Regions from separate parts of the Homo sapiens genome. Here region 2 is linked to region 1. The links are chromatin contacts, found by Hi-C or POLR2A ChIA-PET in ENCODE. All regions are on one chromosome and are shown on one strand. The core of a region is the stretch at or near the end of the contact, and the rest is flanking DNA. Distances in the headings are between cores, read along the strand shown.

Region 1 (5,227 bases), core at 1,923-4,422:
TTGAACCCCTAGGCTCAAGCAATCCTCCCGCCTCAGCCTCCAAAGTGCTGGGATTACAGGTGCGAGCCACTGCAACCGGCCAGATTCCATCCTCTTAAGGCCAGTGTATTAGGTGGCTCATTCTTACAGTATGAGTAAGCAGGACTTATTTAGCCATCAAAAGGGTCCTTTTATTGCCTGTAATCCTCTACTCTCTATATAACGCTCCAAGGAATGAGACTATATTTCCGTCTCCTATCAACTCAGCCTCAGCATATGTTATCTCTAGTTATCTCTATTTTTCCCTTCCAACAAAAGCTGCTTTGGGGAAACAATCTGATGAATTAGGTATAAATGACTAATAAGGATTAAAATATTACTTTTCCCAGGATTATGGTTTTGTGCTAGAGAAAAAAACTACTTAAAGGGATAAAACTCTAATGGCAGAATTTCAGGTGAGTTGGAGGGTTTTTGATTATAGGTACTTTTCTAGCCTAGATGGTAGTCTGTCAGATTGGTCCTGAGTGTGAGTATAAATTTTAAAAAGGCTAGGACCAGGGCAAGTCTTAGCCTAAAGCAGTGGCTTGATCAGTTAAGTTTAGAGAGGAGGGTTAGGTTTACTCGAATCTATGGCATCACATTTAAAGGGGTCTCGAATCAACCTGAGATTAGAAGCAACACTGGAATCCCAGAATCTAGCTGGTTTTCCACTAGTATGGGAGATATTCCATCCTGGGATGCTTTAGGAGAGTGACCCTTTCAGTTCAGAGCTATGCCACTGAGTTCTGATCAGGCGCAAAACGGTTTTTGAAAACGGAGCAAGAAATCTTCCCAGCGATGATTACAAATAGCTTGTACAATATGCTAACTTTAGCTTTTTATGCAATGGTTAAGATTCATTTTCACATAGATATCCAGCTTGGTAACACTGGCATAGCTGCTGCCATTTCCTAGCTTCCAGCGAATACTCTTACCTCTAATTCAGCACTGAATATATCTGAACACTTCAGTACTACCTGTAAATCTTCAACTTCTGCTGTATGCTAAATAACCTAACATCTGTATTAATTCCAGCAGTTCTTCAAGTAGTTAAAAATGCTCCCAACCTGAATAAAATGACTTGAATATCTTCGGCGTTATTTCAAGTGTTTGCAACTAATGTACAACTCATTTTGGTAAATGATTACTTGGTGGAATTTATGAACTCTTTCCATTGGCAAGCCAAAAAAAAAAAAAAAAAAAAGGTCTGTAGGGGATATAGCTCTTTATTCAAACTTGGTAATAAATAATTATCTCTAGAATACAGACGGAAGAACTGAACCAGGGACTTCAGGGACCCAGAGGCTAATTATCATCACTGTACACAGTTAAGTGCAGCAGAGAATGGGGGTGACGAATGGTTCGCTCCGCATTACGCTCCTTCTCTGGGTAAAACAAGGCCGTCTTTTCTGTGAACATATTTAAAGCAAGAACTGCAAAAACTGTGCAATGTTATGGTTGAGGCTTTCTATTTGCCATATGTGTTGACAGAATGCTTAAGAGTCTCTCTCCGCAATAAACGCGAACCCTGCCAGGCTGAATTATTAGGGCCAGCGCAATTCAACGACTGCACCACCACCGAACCGCTGGGGTTGGAAGCCTGCGTCGCATCGGAGCGTACCCATGTTTCTTCTAACAAAGGCACGATCTTGAGGCCATTTCGCGGGCCCTTTTCCCACTCCCAGCGCCAGCTTTGTCTCCCCGCCGGTATGAGGCTGAGACTTGGAGGAGGCTGAGCTGCGCCGCTGGGGAACAAGCTCGAAGGGCGGGCGTGGGAAGCTGCACCGCGCTGCCGCTGTGGTTTCCTGCGACCTGACCGTGCCATTAGAGGAAGTTGGAGTGCTGCAGCTGCAAGAGATACCTGCTGCCTTCAAATCAGGGCTGGACTCCAACAACCCCTGTGCACCGATTACTGTCGTACAAAGAAACTCCATCGGCCGGCGCGGCGGAGGCCTGTGGGCTCTCTATCTCTCTGGCTGGGCGCTGGGCCGCGAGCAGACAGCAGGGTCGGCGTTGCCAGCGTTCCCCACCCTGGGGGGCTCGGGAGTCCGGGAGTGCGGGGTCGGGGAGCGGGCAGGGAGCAGCGGGCAGGCCTCGAGGGGCCTGGGCCAGAGTGGGCCTCACGGCGCGCCTTGCACGCGAACCCACGGCCGCCGGCTGCCCCTCCCCCGGCCCCCGGCCCGCTGCCCCCAGCCGCCGACGTCGGCCCGCACCGCCCCCGCGCGCTGACTGGCCCGCGCAGGCCTCCTGCCCGGCTGTTGGCGGTTGGGGCGAAGCCGGCGGGAGGCCGCCCCGCCCCCGCCCCCGCCGCAGAGTCGCGGCGCGCAGCCTCTTCACCCGTCGCGGCCGGGGCGGTGGCGCTGTTGCCGCCGCGGCCTGTGAGGCAGTAACTCCCCTCCGCCCCTGCCCCATTCCTCCTCCTTTCTCTCCGCTCCCTCCGTCCTCCCTCCCCTCGCCGTCTCTCGCTCGAGTGAATGTGGCGCGGCGGCGCGGGACGCAGTCTCGGCCCCTGCCGCGGCCCCGCAAGCTCGTGAGGAGACGGAGCTGCCTCCTGCTCCCGCCCCCTGCGCGTCTCGGGGAGCCACCGCCGCTGGCGAAGGAGAACAAGCAGGGCAGCGGAGGGACGGTGGCGGGAAAACGGGAGAGGGAGGAGAAGAGGGTTCGAGGGCGAGTAGGGAAAGCGGGGAGGGACGGACGGAAGGACGGACGGCCCGACGGACGGCCCGGGGAGGGGGCCGCTATTGAGCCTGCCCGACTCCTCGGCTCCGGCTCCGGGTGGCGGCGGCAGCGGCGTCGCGGACGAAGGGCGCGGCAAGCGCTATCGAGACAATAACCCTGCCGCCCGGCTCTGGGGGCAACGGAGAGGAAGCGGTGGCGGCCTAGCGCGGCCGAGGCTCGCCGAGCGCCCGGGCAGCGTCCTCGCCCCCGCCGGCCGGGTGCTGCTGCCGTCCGGTGTGCCGGGCGCGCCGGTTGCCCGGAACCCGAGGCTCCCGGCGGCCGTCCCCTCCCCTCCCCCTCTCCGGTGCGCGCGGAGCTGGTTTTCCGGGTTCCCCTGGACGGAGCTGGATCCTGCTTCTCGCCAAGGCAGGAAGTGAGTTTCGCACTGCAATTCCGGGCGGTGTCACGAGTGAAAAGTTTTGTTTTTTTTTTTTTCGGCGGAGATCCTCGTTGGGGCTGGGAAACTCCTGCAAAACTCGAGACCAGGAAGCCAGCCCGCACCCCAACCCCCACCAAAGCCACCTACTCTTCTTCTGTGGGAGGCCAGTCCACATCCGCTCTCACCCGAGAGAGATATTCAGCTGGATCCAAAGTGACTGATGAAGGGAAGGAAATCATGTCAAGCGAAGCCTTGAAAAAGCTGCCCTGAGACGGTGTCCCGCCGAAAGGTAATTTTCACGAAAAGTGTCTCTGAGTCACAAAGTTCATGGGACTTTGTGACTCGGAAAAGAGATGATTCTTTAGTGTTTTTCACTCTTCTCCAAGTTGCCCTAAACCCTCCTTTTCTCATATCGAAGCGGTTAATAATTGAGGGGCTAAATAATCGAACTGCACCCCACCGCGTCCCTTCTCCCCCCTGCCCCCCCCACCATCTGGACTTTGAATTTTTTGGAAGAGGTTGTAAGAATGCGGTGGGACGAAAAGTTTTTAGTAATCCGAAGAACGATTGCCTTTGTTCAGCACAGGGGCCAGAAGTTTTGGCTTTCTGGAACGTATAGAGTGTATATTAAGTTGCTCAGCCAGGCACCTTCTGTTTGGGAAGAAAGTTTGGTCGCTGCAGTGAGTGATTTGCTGTTATTGAGATGGCTGCCGCGTTTGTTTATACTCATACCGATTATATTGGCGCTTGCGTTAATTGTATATAGAGGTATTTATTTTTATTTTTTTATTTCCAACCCTGATCAGTATATTTAGTTAGATTTTAGAAACCAAAAAATCTTGCCATTCTTAGTTGTTTTTCAGGGTGAGTAATATATTTCTTTAGTTGTGTGTAGTGTGTGTTTTTCAGACGTTTAGCGCCGTATAACTTGTTTAATTAATTGAAAGCAAGGATCGACTAGGCTTTTCTTGTAACTGATCCATTACGAAGAAAAAAGGAGTAAGGACTAAGAATAGGGAGAGATAATTAAACAACATTAACAACCTGTAAGACGTTTAATAGGACTTCTGTACAGTTCAGAACAGACGATGGGAGGGGAAGTAAAACGCTTAAAACGATTTTCAAGGGAATCACAGTGATTGTGATAAAAAGCTGTGCTTTTCGAGTAGTATGGTCTTTACATTTTTGTGTTGTCCCAAATGTTTTTGGTCGGTTCTGCATAAATAGTGATAGGTTCTGCCTACATCTGTGGGGGCAGGATTCATGAAGCATGGCAGACATTCCACCAGTCAGAGCTATGAACACTTCTGAACCAATGGGGACTAGTTTTGATAGCAGTAAACCCAAAGTTTTTTTCAGTGGTGTTTTAGTCTTTTTCTGTTTACTTTTTTTCCCGGTATTTTTGCGGTACAGGGAGGTGAAATACAATACTGTACTTTTGAATATATATTGAATAAATTTGGTAATCCTGTTGGTAGGTATATCCTAAATATATATTGATGTTTAGATTGCCTATGCTGTCTCACGTAATGACCGGAAACCCGAGGAGAGAGTTGATTTTCTTTAGTTCAAAGAGAAAAAATAAGTTTTAAAGATCAGGATCAAATTATTTCACAATTTGTTCTTTGCTACTTCAGCTTCATTAAGTACATCTCCAAAGGCAGTCCTTTATTTATTACTGTAGTTTTGATTTTTTTTTTCCTCCCCGGGGCATGGTCTCAGGAGATTCTTTTTTTTTTTCATTGTTGGTAAGATTTGTGAACCATGGAATAATTCTTGTTAAGTCAAACTAGCTTTATCAAAGAATTTAAAGTGCATAACTCATCTACTTTATGATTTTGGAACGTATCATTAGGCTGCAAAAGAGGTTATTCTTGGGCATCTGAAAGAGGTGAACAAAATAAATGGCATTGAACTTCAGTTTCCTTATATGGCTTATACTTGGCTTCAAAAGCAACAAAACCTTAATAGAGCAAGTCCCTTACAGAGAATTATCGCTTTATGAAGATGGTTATTTATTAGTAAATTTTGTATAAAAAAAGTATTGTAGCACTTGAAAATGACTATTTAAGCCTCTATTTTTAGATTTAGTTCTTGATTTTTTTTCTCAGG
Region 2 (5,227 bases), core at 840-3,339, 1.2 Mb after region 1:
CAGGCCAGCGTGCGCGCCAGCGAGGGTGCGATGTCGGATGGCCGGGTGCCTGCGGAGCACCGCCAGGGTGGCGGGGACTTCAGACGGGCCCCCGCTCCTGGCACCCTCCAGGATGGTCTCTGCCACTCCCTCGACAGGGGCATCTCTGGGAAGGGGGAAGGCACGGAGAAGTCCTCCCAGGCCAAGGAGCTTCTCCGATGTGAAAAGTTAGACAGCAAGCTGGCCAACATCGATTACCTCCGAAAGAAAATGTCACTTGAGGACAAAGAGGACAACCTCTGCCCTGTGCTGAAGCCCAAGATGACAGCTGGCTCCCACGAATGCCTGCCAGGGAACCCAGTCCGACCCACGGGTGGGCAGCAGGAGCCCCCGCCGGCTTCTGAGAGCCGAGCTTTTGTCAGCAGCACCCATGCAGCTCAGATGAGTGCCGTCTCTTTTGTTCCCCTCAAGGCCTTAACAGGCCGGGTGGACAGTGGAACGGAGAAGCCTGGCTTGGTTGCTCCTGAGTCCCCTGTTAGGAAGAGCCCCTCCGAGTATAAGCTGGAAGGTAGGTCTGTCTCATGCCTGAAGCCGATCGAGGGCACTCTGGACATTGCTCTCCTGTCCGGACCTCAGGCCTCCAAGACAGAACTGCCTTCCCCAGAGTCTGCACAGAGCCCCAGCCCAAGTGGTGACGTGAGGGCCTCTGTGCCACCAGTTCTCCCCAGCAGCAGTGGGAAAAAGAACGATACCACCAGTGCAAGAGAGCTTTCTCCTTCCAGCTTAAAGATGAATAAATCCTACCTGCTGGAGCCTTGGTTCCTGCCCCCCAGCCGAGGTCTCCAGAATTCACCAGCAGTTTCCCTGCCTGACCCAGAGTTCAAGAGGGACAGGAAAGGTCCCCATCCTACTGCCAGGAGCCCTGGAACAGTCATGGAAAGCAATCCCCAACAGAGAGAGGGCAGCTCCCCTAAACACCAAGACCACACCACTGACCCCAAGCTTCTGACCTGCCTGGGGCAGAACCTCCACAGCCCTGACCTGGCCAGGCCACGCTGCCCGCTCCCACCTGAAGCTTCCCCCTCAAGGGAGAAGCCAGGCCTGAGGGAATCGTCTGAAAGAGGCCCTCCCACAGCCAGAAGCGAGCGCTCTGCTGCGAGGGCTGACACATGCAGAGAGCCCTCCATGGAACTGTGCTTTCCAGAAACTGCGAAAACCAGTGACAACTCCAAAAATCTCCTCTCTGTGGGAAGGACCCACCCAGATTTCTATACACAGACCCAGGCCATGGAGAAAGCATGGGCGCCGGGTGGGAAAACGAACCACAAAGATGGCCCAGGTGAGGCGAGGCCCCCGCCCAGAGACAACTCCTCTCTGCACTCAGCTGGAATTCCCTGTGAGAAGGAGCTGGGCAAGGTGAGGCGTGGCGTGGAACCCAAGCCCGAAGCGCTTCTTGCCAGGCGGTCTCTGCAGCCACCTGGAATTGAGAGTGAGAAGAGTGAAAAGCTCTCCAGTTTCCCATCTTTGCAGAAAGATGGTGCCAAGGAACCTGAAAGGAAGGAGCAGCCTCTACAAAGGCATCCCAGCAGCATCCCTCCGCCCCCTCTGACGGCCAAAGACCTGTCCAGCCCGGCTGCCAGGCAGCATTGCAGTTCCCCAAGCCACGCTTCTGGCAGAGAGCCGGGGGCCAAGCCCAGCACTGCAGAGCCCAGCTCGAGCCCCCAGGACCCTCCCAAGCCTGTTGCTGCGCACAGTGAAAGCAGCAGCCACAAGCCCCGGCCTGGCCCTGACCCGGGCCCTCCAAAGACTAAGCACCCCGACCGGTCCCTCTCCTCTCAGAAACCAAGTGTCGGGGCCACAAAGGGCAAAGAGCCTGCCACTCAGTCCCTCGGTGGCTCTAGCAGAGAGGGGAAGGGCCACAGTAAGAGTGGGCCGGATGTGTTTCCTGCTACCCCAGGCTCCCAGAACAAAGCCAGCGATGGGATTGGCCAGGGAGAAGGTGGGCCCTCTGTCCCACTGCACACTGACAGGGCTCCTCTAGACGCCAAGCCACAACCCACCAGTGGTGGGCGGCCCCTGGAGGTGCTGGAGAAGCCTGTGCATTTGCCAAGGCCGGGACACCCAGGGCCTAGTGAGCCAGCGGACCAGAAACTGTCCGCTGTTGGTGAAAAGCAAACCCTGTCTCCAAAGCACCCCAAACCATCCACTGTGAAAGATTGCCCCACCCTGTGCAAACAGACAGACAACAGACAGACAGACAAAAGCCCGAGTCAGCCGGCCGCCAACACCGACAGAAGGGCGGAAGGGAAGAAATGCACTGAAGCACTTTATGCTCCAGCAGAGGGCGACAAGCTCGAGGCCGGCCTTTCCTTTGTGCATAGCGAGAACCGGTTGAAAGGCGCGGAGCGGCCAGCCGCGGGGGTGGGGAAGGGCTTCCCTGAGGCCAGAGGGAAAGGGCCCGGTCCCCAGAAGCCACCGACGGAGGCAGACAAGCCCAATGGCATGAAACGGTCCCCCTCAGCCACTGGGCAGAGTTCTTTCCGATCCACGGCCCTCCCGGAAAAGTCTCTGAGCTGCTCCTCCAGCTTCCCTGAAACCAGGGCCGGAGTTAGAGAGGCCTCTGCAGCCAGCAGCGACACCTCTTCTGCCAAGGCCGCCGGGGGCATGCTGGAGCTTCCAGCCCCCAGCAACAGGGACCATAGGAAGGCTCAGCCTGCCGGGGAGGGCCGAACCCACATGACAAAGAGTGACTCCCTGCCCTCCTTCCGGGTCTCCACCCTGCCTCTGGAGTCACACCACCCCGACCCAAACACCATGGGCGGGGCCAGCCACCGGGACAGGGCTCTCTCGGTGACTGCCACCGTAGGGGAAACCAAAGGGAAGGACCCTGCCCCAGCCCAGCCTCCCCCAGCTAGGAAACAGAACGTGGGCAGAGACGTGACCAAGCCATCCCCAGCCCCAAACACTGACCGCCCCATCTCTCTTTCTAATGAGAAGGACTTTGTGGTACGGCAGAGGCGGGGGAAAGAGAGTTTGCGTAGCAGCCCTCACAAAAAGGCCTTGTAACGGGGAGGGCCCAGGGGCAGGACTGTGGAGACCCGTCCTGAACGGGCGACTGTGTCTTGACTACCTTTCAAAACCAGCACTGTGTGGGAATGTCCGCCAGGCAGAGCTCGGAGCCTCATTGAGACAGGGGAGAGAGAAAGACAAAGAGGGGACCTTCTTCCAGATGCCTTCCCAGTTGTAACCGGTAAAACTGTTACCAGATAGTGTTTGTACAAAAAAAAAAAAAAAAAAAAAAAAAAAAATTACCTTTACAGTTGAGGGTTGTTGAGGAAAATGATTTTCTTTGTAAATATATAGCATCGTGTTTGGTTTGGGATGTAGAGTCTATACCTGGCTGCTGATTGCGTCGTTTACTACAGCTTTTTTTAAATAAGATTTTTGCTTTACCATTTATCATAATGTAGTAATGAAGCAAAATGGTCAAAACTGGGTGTGTGTGAACAGAGATACACCCATATTCGTGTATATACACATCCACCTACATGTTTTGGTCTGTGGTTTAAGAGACTATTTCAAGGTTCCATTTTTATAAGCTAAAACATTCTAAGTTAAGATGGAAGAAAGCCCTAAACACAGTAGATTCTGAGTTTTTATGTGTATTTTAACCAGAGTTTCTGATAGTACTGTATCTGGCTACCTATATTTCCAGATCTAAAGCAAGAACTACTCTAAGTACTGCATTTGGAATCCTCCTCCATTAGGAATGGCCAGGACAAGTGGAGCTAGCCATTTTCATTACACGGCCATCCCAATGGACACTGGATCCCTGGTCCAACTGTCTAAAAGGCCAGTTGTTCCTTTCTGTGGATGTGGATGTCTGGCCTTCACCTGAGGTAGAGCGGGGACTATAAACACACATCAACTTTCTTTCTGTTTGCTTTCTTTTCCTTCTTTTCAAACTCTTAAACTCAGGCCTTTATGCTGTGAGTGACTAGTCCAAGAAGCACACATTTTGTAGTAGTCCTGCACCAGCCCTGCTCTTGAATAAAAAGGAAAATTACTGGCTGCACCCAAATCTTCTAGTACTTGAGTAATAAGCATCAGGCATTGGAAGAGGTTTTAAATTTGCTTTTTTGAGGAAAAGAACTGGGGGTGGATTTTGGCATCGTAGCATATCGATTAAAGAATAATCAGGACATCAGATACATTTTAATACATAGCTGGGGCCTTATGTTGTAGATGAAGCTTGCTGTTTTTAGCAAGTTCCTGGGTTTCACATTCATTTCTGCTGCATCTAGTAGCTCCACACATTTCATAACCTGATCTCTTTATTTGTATGCAAAAAATACTGTCTTAATACAGAGCAGCATTTTTGTAACAAAGAGACTCGCTGGAGCTATTTGGTGCTTGAATGTGACCATCCTTTTTACTTTTGCTAAGCCTTATTTAAATTTTGTATACCGTGGAATATGTAGAATTTGTCAAATCATTTTAGTGCTGAAGGTTTTTGATTTCTTGTTTTTGTTTCTGTTGTTGCAGTTTCTTTGGTGGCTTGTTTTGTATTGTAAGATGGCACTTGCTGATATAAATACTAAGGCACTAAGAGAAAATACAGATAAGTATTTATAAGTTGCTTGGGAACCATAGCAGAATTTTTTGTTTGGTTTTGTAAGAGAAAAAAAATTACCAATAAATAACTGATCTAGCACCCAAACTCTCTTGGGGGATGTCTTAGTATCTTCACGCTATAAAATTGTTCATCTAAGCACAGCATCATCTTATGGCCTTATGGATTGTAAATCTTCTAGTGAGGCTATAAACTCCACTCTGAAAACAAAGGCATAACTTAACCGACTGCTCAGTTGTCCTTCGTTGTAAAATGAATTGGCTTTGGGAAAAAGGAAAAAAACAAACAAAAAAAGAAAAAGAAAAAAGCCTCCTCCTTGCCCCTAATTTTTTTTTCCCATATGGTTTTAGCCATTCCCCATCACTATATTGTGAAGCTGTAAAAATATATATATATACTTTACAAGAGTTTACTAATGGATTTCAAAACTGGTCTCAACGTTTATAATACATATCTGTGTTTGGCAGTTGTCATAACCCAATCCTACATTCAGCCATCGGGACAAGTCTGTCGGGGAGGTAGTTCATGGTTTACAAGCCTTTGCTTTTTAACTGTCCAATTTCCTTTAAAGCACAACTAGCTATTTGTTTACAAATGATATTTTTATGTATATTT

Evidence for each region. Hi-C counts contacts between places; a loop is a spot of excess contacts on that map. ChIA-PET counts read pairs that join two places held with the same protein, here RNA polymerase II (POLR2A). Pooled maps may share reads with other maps.
Region 2: a loop to region 1 is called in a map of natural killer cell, with 12 times the contacts of the local background. The contact joins the enhancer-like site here to the promoter of ERBIN in region 1. A Hi-C loop is called at or near these places in 1 of 168 maps with a recorded cell type or tissue (natural killer cell) and 6 of 50 pooled maps. POLR2A ChIA-PET finds 5 or more read pairs at or near these places in 1 of 52 experiments (activated naive CD8-positive, alpha-beta T cell).

The regions. Positions count from the first base shown.
Region 1 is chr5:65,923,403-65,928,629 of GRCh38, forward strand. It overlaps ERBIN (erbb2 interacting protein), which reads left to right and starts at 3,173. Exons shown (of 26, transcript NM_001253697.2): 1 at 3,173-3,404. RefSeq lists enhancers at 1,273-1,897, 1,397-1,616, 2,522-3,146, 3,107-3,326 and a silencer at 1,937-3,026.
Region 2 is chr5:67,164,007-67,169,233 of GRCh38, forward strand. It overlaps MAST4 (microtubule associated serine/threonine kinase family member 4), which reads left to right. Exons shown (of 29, transcript NM_001164664.2): 29 at 1-5,227. The coding sequence ends at 3,045. Among named protein-coding and RNA genes, the nearest start is that of CD180, 30 kb to the right of the region's middle. RefSeq lists a silencer at 2,305-2,354 and an enhancer at 2,795-3,300. Within about 2 kb of position 2,090, at least 35 of the 41 ENCODE cell types and tissues checked have a DNase peak (open chromatin) inside an H3K27ac peak, as active enhancers do; they include natural killer cell, where a contact is called at or near this core.